Linked DNA regions of Homo sapiens: regions 1 and 3 are each linked to region 2. A link is a contact called in ENCODE Hi-C or POLR2A ChIA-PET data. All regions are on one chromosome and are shown on one strand. Each heading gives the region's core, a stretch centred on a gene start or an enhancer-like site at or near the end of the contact. The rest is flanking DNA. Distances are from core to core; before and after follow the strand shown.

Region 1 (2,700 bases), core at 113-2,612, 200 kb after region 2:
CAGAAAAGTGTGCTGAAAGGAAGGCAGTTGGGGGGAGTGTAGAGGGGCAGCAAGGAGGCAGAAAAGGGCCGGGCATGGTGGCTCATGCCTATAATCCCAGCACTTTGGGAGGCCAAGGCGGGAGAGTCGCTTGAGGCCAGGAATTTGAGACCAGCCTGAGCGACATAGCATAGAGACCCTATCTCTACAAAAAAATTAAAAATAAAAAATTAGCTTGGCATAGTGGCATGCACCTGTAGCCCTAGCTACCTGGGAGGCTGAGGCAGGAGGACCACTTGAGCCCAGGAGGTTGAGACTGAAGTGAGCTATGATTGCACCACTGCACCCCAGCCTGAGTGACAGAGAGAGACTTTGTCCCTATTTTTAAAAAAAGGAAGCAGGAAAGAAGAAACAGAATGAGTGTCATTGAGTGTCATTTAAAATGTTGGTTTCTACACACACGCTTGCCCACAGGCATACACAATCCAAGAAGTTACTAAATAAATGCACATTTTCCAGTGAAACCTACCAGCATGGGATAAGTTCCAAAAGCGGATAGTTCCCAAGATGTTCTCTAGTTTCCTCCTTTGTTGTTGTTGTTGTAGTTGTTTTTTAATTTGATTCATTTACTTGGTGCTAGAAGTTTGGAAGGAGATAAAGGACAGAGTAACTACTGGGGGTGGGGGATAGAGAAAGCTGTGTTTAGACGAGTGGCTGGTGAAAGAGGACACAATACCGTTTCTTCTCAATGTTAATCTAGCGCATGTTAATTCCTCCCCACCCAGTGGGAATCGACAGTGGCTGAAAGCCTTCTAGGCACTGACAGCAAAGACGGAGTACTCGCCAAGAACTTTGTTCACGTTCTCATTCAGTCCTCACAGCAACTTAGTGAGGTAGACGTTGTTACCCTTGTTTTACAGATAAGGAAATTGAGGTTCAGACGGTTCACTAACTCCCCTAATGTCACCAGACAAAGCAACAGATCAGGGTTTCAAACCCAGGTCTGTTCTCCAAGGCCTGGGTTTTTTCCGCTGCTCTGCCTCCCTGCCTGCACTGTTCTCTCTCCCGCTGTCCTCCACAGCAAATTCGCAGATGTGTCATTGACTGGAGAAGGTTAGGAAACACTGCTCTGGGCAGAGTCTCCAGGGGCTCAGCGCAGTAAGCTCCTTCCTCTCCAGCTCCTATTATGGTGCAAACAGTGCCGCTTCCCCGGCAGGCCTTTGTCATTTGTCCCGTGGCCTGTCCCCTCCCATCTCTACCCCATCCCAGTAGCACCCCAGGACCTCAGCTTCCTAAATTTCAGCCACAACATTATTTTTACAAGGACACTCTTCAACCTTGAAAGGCAAGGTACCCCGAGGCAAGGAAACGAAATGACTGTAGTTGAACAGCATGAGAGTCCAGCGCCATCTAGTGGTGCTGAAACCGACAAGTCCCTGGCGGTGACATTTTCAAATAATCAATATCTCATTATTAACCATAATCACAACCTGATGTTTACTTTTGGAGAAATGTTCAGCAGCAAGGGATGCACATGCACTTTTCTGCATGTTTCAGAGGCCTGCGATCCTAAATGCCACAATGACTATTAAACAGTGTCCTGCCCATGAGCAAACAGGAGAGATTGATTGTATATCTTTTTCATCTAAGCTGCTCACCAAAAACAAAGCTCAGTTGAAGCCAGTGACCTTTCACTAACTGCTGGAAGGAAAATGCTTGATAAATAATAAATAGACCACTACTGGATCTTGCTTAGAACTATCTTTTAATTAAAAGAACTGAGGAGCTAGAAGGTCCGGTGACTGACATTTATTTCAGTTGCAGTCCAGGAAAAGCATTCATTGAGGGTAAAATGATACTTGAAATGTATTTTCGTTGTCAGCTAGTATTCCCCAAAAACCCTGTCTGTAATCTGCATGGATGGAGGGTGGTGGTGGTGGCTGGCAGTAGCAACATTTTGTAGGGAACATAACACTTAACTTCCTGCCTTCTCTGCCTTCCCCTAGCAACCTTTTCTTTTTCGTGCTGCAGCAATAAACACTTGTCTGGTTCAGCATCACCACAGAAACTGCTTCAGTGCCGGGCTCATCCAATCAGAGACCCGCCTGCCACATTGAGCGCTACCCTAGGAGTGACAGGAAAGCCATTTCCCGTCTTTTCCACAGGAGGGCAGGTGCCCTTCCTCTGCCAGCCAAGGTGACCTCGACCAAGTTGCTCACTGAACCTGCTCAGCCATCCCTCATCTCACCCAGCACGGTCAAAGGCTCAGAACGCATGACTAACTTAGCCCGAGTCAGGCTCCCACCTTTTGGCTATTCTAGAATTGAGCTCAGAACATAGAGACCAGGAAGTCTCAGCCTTCCCCATCCCCTCCTCCACTCACCTTTGCTTGCTCCTAGCTCCAGTCTTCTGGCTGAGGCCGTGCCAGCTTGCGTTGACTACCAGCACCACATCATGTTCTCTGCCCTAACTCCCATGTACTCAGGAAAACTGCCAGCCCATTCTGAGTCAGGCTTGGTCACAAATGAAAGCTGAGGATGGATGAGGCCCAACTCCGGGTGCCACGTCTGGATTCCCCGGAGCAGAGGCAGGCACCAGTGCCAGCCTCAGAGAAAATCTTACTGTCCCACTTGAGTGACTTTGTTTAAAAAAAGAAATCTGCTGAAGGTTTTTAAGTGGCACGCCATCATTTATTTACAGAGAAAGGTATCACTTTAACAA
Region 2 (2,700 bases), core at 145-2,644:
CTGGGGAGCTGGGCTGCAGGCGGAGTTTCACCCCTGCCTTGTCGTCATGCCTAGACCTGGAGGTCTGGGAGTGTCAGGGTCTGAGATGAATTAGGAAGCAAAGGGAGTGAAGACGCGTCGCTGGAAGATGGCGCCCTGACACTGATGACAGGAGGGCAGAGTGAGGGCTTGGCCTGGTCTTTGCCTCAGACCAAGCATTGGGGCGGGAAGGGTGTAGTTGGAGAGATGAGGAGGCATTTGGGGGCACCTAGAGCCGTGCTCTATGGCAGACAGATCCTTCAACCAGCGGTGGAAGCCCCAAGCTCTTGTCCTGTCTCCGATACCACCTGGCCAAGTGGCCATGGGCGGGTCACTCAGCTTCTAGGGCCTTACTTCTCTCTTTTGGAAAAGGGGGTCTACGAGGAATGGTCTTTGGGGTCTGTGCCCCTCTCCGATTGTGTGGGTCAGAGGGTGCAGGGAAGGCAGGCACAGAAGCAGAAGTCCAAGATGGAGGAGTTTGAGTGCAGGTGGCTCCCCCACCAGTGTCCCCTGGGGCTGGGATGGTTCCCCATCTGGGAGGGGCCTCAACAAGACTCCTCGGCCCGCACTAAGGAAGCCGTCCCCAAAGATGCCCCCCAGCAGCAGGCTGCTTCAGGATGGCCACAGGCTCCCAGACCTGAAGAAAAGAAGGGCACATGCAAGAAGGACCACCACAAGAGAGGCCAGCACTCAACCAGCCACTGTCATTAGACTTTCCCATTTCCAGGCAGAGACCCCCACCAGGCACAGGCACAGAGGTAGAAACTCCTTCTGAAGGGGTCACAGTACGCAAGGGGTAGGACCTGCATTTGGACCAGGCGGTCTGGGCCTTAACTGCCACCCTCCACCATCTCCCTAGTGTCCATTTTTCTGGTACAATAACACTAGCCACAAAGAGCTACTAAAACTTAGGTTTAAATTAAAGTTGGCTGGGTGCGGTGGCTCACGCCTGTAATCCCAACACTTTGGGAGGCCGAGGTGGGAGGATCACTTGAGGTCAGGAGTTCGAGACCCGCCTGGCCAACATGGTGAAACCCCGTCTCTACTAAAAATATAAAAATGAGCCGGGCGTGGTGCCCGGCATCTATAATCCCAGCTACTCGGGAGGCTGAGGCAAGAGAATCACTTGAACCCAGGAGGCAGAGGTTGCAGTGAGCCGAGATCACACCACTATACTCCAGCCTGGATAACAGAGTGAGACTCTGTCTCAAAAATAAGAAGAAGAATAAGAAGAAGTAAAAAGAAAATTTCAGTTCCTTTAGAAACACTGGCCACATTTCAGTGACTCAGTAACCATGTGTGGCAAGTGGCTATTGCCAGCACAGAATGTAGAACAGTCACCGTGGAAATTTCTTACGGGCTGGTGCTGTTCCAGTGCCTAAAGGAAGAGGGCTGTTACTGGGGGGTGCACGGTCCACACACTCACACATGCGCACCACTCCTTCCTGGAGACACCCATGGGGTCAGTGTCCCTGTGCTTCATTCTCTGCCAGTCTTGCTCAGCCCAGAAGCTGGTGGCTTTTCCTCTCACTTCCTCCCCTCGCTTCCCCTCCAGGGGATGACAGGTGCAAAGGCTCACGCATCTCGGCCCTCCAGGTGCAGCACTGATCTGTGCACTCAGCCTGCACAACCTGCTCCCCTCCGTAATCAGGCTGCCATTGCCCCTGAGTGTGATGCTAGTCCCAGGAGGACAGAGTTGAGGGATCTTAACATGGAATAATTGGGAGAGGACATCAATGTGGACCCTATGCTAAGGCCCCTGTCTCATCAGAGGGCCTGCCCCGGGGCCCCCATGAGCTGGCTCAGGAGACATCTAGTAGAACTCTGCCTCCATGGCCTGCATCCCTGGGCCTGCCCCAGGCAGACGGACATGCAGCAGTGACCAGATTGAGGCTGGGCAGAGTGAGATAGGGTCCCCTGGGTGCCCAGCCCTTCACCAAAGCCAAGACTTTGGGAACTGGGGGGGCGGGGGATGGACTGGGCTGCAGGAAGGAGGATAGAGTGGGGTTGGAGTGTTTTTGCCCAGGGCCCATCCGTTTGTCATGGCCACAGTCCCTGCAGCTTAATACAATCAGGTGGGTTTGAATGGGACAGAAATCAGGCATTACAATGTACAGACAGCAGCTTCCTGACCTTTGGGAGTTAGCTGCCCTGTTCTCAACCATCAAACTTTTATTTTTCCATCCTTCCCACCTTCCCACTCACTATGGAAGCCTCTTGATTCTCTTAACTAATGGCCAGAAAGGGGCCACCAGTGGCCACAAGAGTAAGGTTGCCTGCTCTCAGGGAGGGCAAGAGTGGAGTGGCCCTGAACTGGGAAGGGTGGCCCCATGGCTGGGGCCGCCCACCCCACTCATCTGAGAAGCCAGGCTAGGGTCAGAGTCTATTCCCCTCCTGACCCCCTCCCAAAGGATATGCTCCTTGTGGAGTGTTGGGTCTGTGCTTATCCCAGATGCCTCCCCAAGCAGCCAAATGTTTCCAGACACAAAGCCTAGGTAGGTCCATGTGTCATTCCAGTCAAGAGCGCAGGGAGTAGCTGAGCCCCTCTAGAACCAAACTTGATGACTCCTGGAGCCACAGCCTCAGGGCCAGGGCTACAGAGAAGCTTCTGGATGCCCTGACTTCCATCTGTCACCTCATGCCAATAAGGAAAGTTTCGGGTGGATCTGGCCGAGGCGGCTG
Region 3 (2,700 bases), core at 162-2,661, 190 kb before region 2:
GAAGGCTTGGCTTCTGGCAGTTTTTGATTGCTCAGATCAAGCCTATGTGATTCATGGGATTTTACAGGTTGGAGGCTGAGAGGTATTTGTAGGTCTGGATGAGGATTTGCACTCAACCTGGTTGTGGCATGTCGTAGTCAAACTATGGCCTCACCTGATTTAGAGGACGAGGAGGACTCTGCAGAAAGCACTTCCTTGGCTGTTGGTAGAGATTAGATATTTGCGGGCAGAGAGTTGGGTCAACCCAAGCCTTCATCAACATCCCACAGGGACCTCCCTTGAGGTGACTTTCATTCATTAGATGGAGGATGGCATTGCAGGTCCTGTGCCAGGCACTGGGGAGATAGGCTTTGTCTTTTTTTTTTTTTTTTTGGTGGCATCTCTCGCTCTGTCGCTCAGGCTGGAGTGCAGTGGCACGATCTTGGCTCACTGCAACCTCTGCCTCCCGGGTTCAAGTGATTCTCCTGCCTCAGCCTCCTGAGTAGCTGGGATTACAGGCGTGCGCCACCTTGCCCAACTAATTTTTTGTATTTTTAGTAGAGAAGGAGCTCACAGCATAGTAGAAGGCTCAGACTTTGGACTATTTCCTAAGAATCTGATAAGTGAATACATTTCCAGGATTCTTAGCGGATGGCCCGAAGTCTTGGGATAGTGTGTGAGGGCCAGAGGGGAAAATTGAAACAATGAAGAGAATTGAGAAATTCCTCATTGGAAACTTCTGTCTGTGATGCTTGGGGTGGGATAAGAGGGGGGGTCTGTTCTAGCTAAGATTCAATACCAATGGTTATCTCTTTGATTATAGCTTAGGGTGAGGCTGAGTGATCTATCTCCACTGTTTGGTCTCCCCAGAGTTAGCTGTTTATTTCAAACCACCAGTCACTTGTGGTGTTTTGACCTAGAAGCCATGCAAGGCAGTTTGAACTGTGCTTGAAAGGGTGGGGAGGCAGGGCTTGTTCTGAACTGTGAGCTGAGGAGGCAGCGATGGGTGCCCTGTGCTCTAATAGAGGTCTGAGAAGTGAACTGGGTGGCCAGCTGGGTCTGCCTGCTGAGAGCTTGCTGGGGCACAGGAAGCCGTGCCCCTCATTCCCTTTGAAATAGCTTTGTGTTTGTCATTCTTGTGACTTGGATACCCTTTTGGACCCCGTATCTGTGGGCTTAGCATCAGTCAGATGCTGTTTATCAGACAGTCTTACCTGGGGTTTGTTATCCGTGTGTGTGTGTGTGTGTGTGTGTGTGTGTGTGTGTGTGTGTGTGTGTGTGTGTAGCGTGGCTGGGTCAGACTGGATTCCTTGTTGAGCATCTAGCTAAAAGAGGTTAAGAGGAGGCTCATATACTGCTGAAGGCCAGAGGGCTTTGCTGAACGCTGGTCATCTTAAAAACGAGCTGGGCTATTTATAATTTGGCAGGCTGCCATGGGACTTGAATGAATGGCAGTCTGTGCAGGCTCACATACTCTGTGTACTGAGTCTGAGCGTGGGTTTGTTCATTTATGTGCCCCTGTGCATGGGTGTGGATGTGATTTCCTGGCGTGCAGGGTAAGGACTGAGGAGGTGGGGAAGCAGGTTTTGCCCTGGTCCTCTGGTCCGCCAAGAGGCCACAGGTACCCTTATTTATGCCTGGGATGTTGGTGTTTCTGGTATTTTAAGCCACAGAAACGTTTGAGGGAGTAGACCTGGACTATCTCTTTTTACTCCTGAGGAAACTAGGCCAGAGGGGTTCCCTTGGGCTCAGAGGAGGCCTCGGGTCAGGGGCCATCCCGGGTGGGAGCTGTAGCTCTGGCCAGCTTGCTCCTGTCAACACTGCCCCCTGCCGCTCTCCCAGGGCTGCAGGGACCTGGTCGTGCTGGAGACGGATGTTTTCAGGCAGCGCTTTGTAGGAGGCAGTGACGCTGGTAACCCACTAATGTGAGGATGAAGTCTTTGTATTCTGTTTCCATTGACGGGGACGGGTTTGCAGAACCACCCACACCCTTGCCTGGGCCTGGTGACTCATGAGGACAAGATGGCTGACCAAGGAGAGGGAGAGGTTCCACTCCCTCCAAGGCCCAGGGCTGACTCTTTTTCATGCATTTGGTGCTAAATTGCTGCCCTGAGGCTCTTGAATAGCTTGTATGAACTCTGGTCCACCCCTCTTGCCTCTCCTAAATCCCTTGGGAGGTGTCCCCATGCCCTACACACTGCCTGCTCTGTCACCTCACCACCCTGCAACCAGCTGGGCTGGCTGGTTTTCACTGCTGGGAGGTAGATTTTTTTTCAAGAAGTATGAAAGTATCATTGGCATATAGACAGACCTCTGCACTCAGCTGGAACTGGGTTTTGAATCGCAGCTTCAGGACTCAATAATGTTGTAAATCTCTGAACTTCTTGGAGACTTTGTTTTAGGAAGACAGGACCCTATAAGACAAAGTCCCTCTGTGAGGTCCAGCACAGAAGGCATCTCTCACCAGGGTCCCTTTCTTTTCCCTTTTCTCTCAGCCTGATTCTGTGCTTTCTTTCTTCCTTTTCGTTGTTATTTAAACTTATGCATGTAATTTCAGCCTCATAAGGGACATTATGTAGATTAATTGCCATATGGGAAGTACTTAAAGCATGTTGCCTGGCACACAGTAGGTGTGTAGCAATAGTAGTCATTGTTTTAGGCAAAGATGATGCCTGCAGGGGTTTCTTTCATTATTATTTCACTATTTATTTCATAATTGTA

Evidence for each region. Hi-C counts contacts between places; a loop is a spot of excess contacts on that map. ChIA-PET counts read pairs that join two places held with the same protein, here RNA polymerase II (POLR2A). Pooled maps may share reads with other maps.
Region 1: a loop to region 2 is called in a map with no recorded cell type, with 2.4 times the contacts of the local background. The contact joins two enhancer-like sites. A Hi-C loop is called at or near these places in 1 of 37 single-sample maps with no recorded cell type and 2 of 50 pooled maps. POLR2A ChIA-PET finds 5 or more read pairs at or near these places in 3 of 52 experiments (H1, WTC11 and activated T-cell).
Region 3: a loop to region 2 is called in a pooled map, with 2.4 times the contacts of the local background. The contact joins two enhancer-like sites. A Hi-C loop is called at or near these places in 1 of 168 maps with a recorded cell type or tissue (B cell), 8 of 37 single-sample maps with no recorded cell type and 4 of 50 pooled maps. POLR2A ChIA-PET finds 5 or more read pairs at or near these places in 1 of 52 experiments (IMR-90).

What each region holds. Positions count from the first base shown.
Region 1 is chr17:57,832,134-57,834,833 of GRCh38, forward strand. It overlaps MRPS23 (mitochondrial ribosomal protein S23), which reads right to left. Exons shown (of 5, transcript NM_016070.4): 5 at 2,648-2,700. Among named protein-coding and RNA genes, the nearest start is that of MRPS23, 17 kb to the right of the region's middle. RefSeq lists enhancers at 619-1,130, 1,131-1,641, 1,810-2,310. Within about 2 kb of position 1,363, at least 24 of the 41 ENCODE cell types and tissues checked have a DNase peak (open chromatin) inside an H3K27ac peak, as active enhancers do.
Region 2 is chr17:57,628,202-57,630,901 of GRCh38, forward strand. All of the region lies in intron 10 of MSI2 (musashi RNA binding protein 2), which reads left to right. Among named protein-coding and RNA genes, the nearest start is that of MSI2-AS1, 21 kb to the left of the region's middle. RefSeq lists an enhancer at 1,626-1,725. Within about 2 kb of position 1,395, at least 5 of the 41 ENCODE cell types and tissues checked have a DNase peak (open chromatin) inside an H3K27ac peak, as active enhancers do.
Region 3 is chr17:57,439,205-57,441,904 of GRCh38, forward strand. All of the region lies in intron 6 of MSI2 (musashi RNA binding protein 2), which reads left to right. Among named protein-coding and RNA genes, the nearest start is that of MSI2-AS1, 170 kb to the right of the region's middle. RefSeq lists a silencer at 1,525-1,584 and an enhancer at 1,995-2,054. Within about 2 kb of position 1,412, at least 24 of the 41 ENCODE cell types and tissues checked have a DNase peak (open chromatin) inside an H3K27ac peak, as active enhancers do.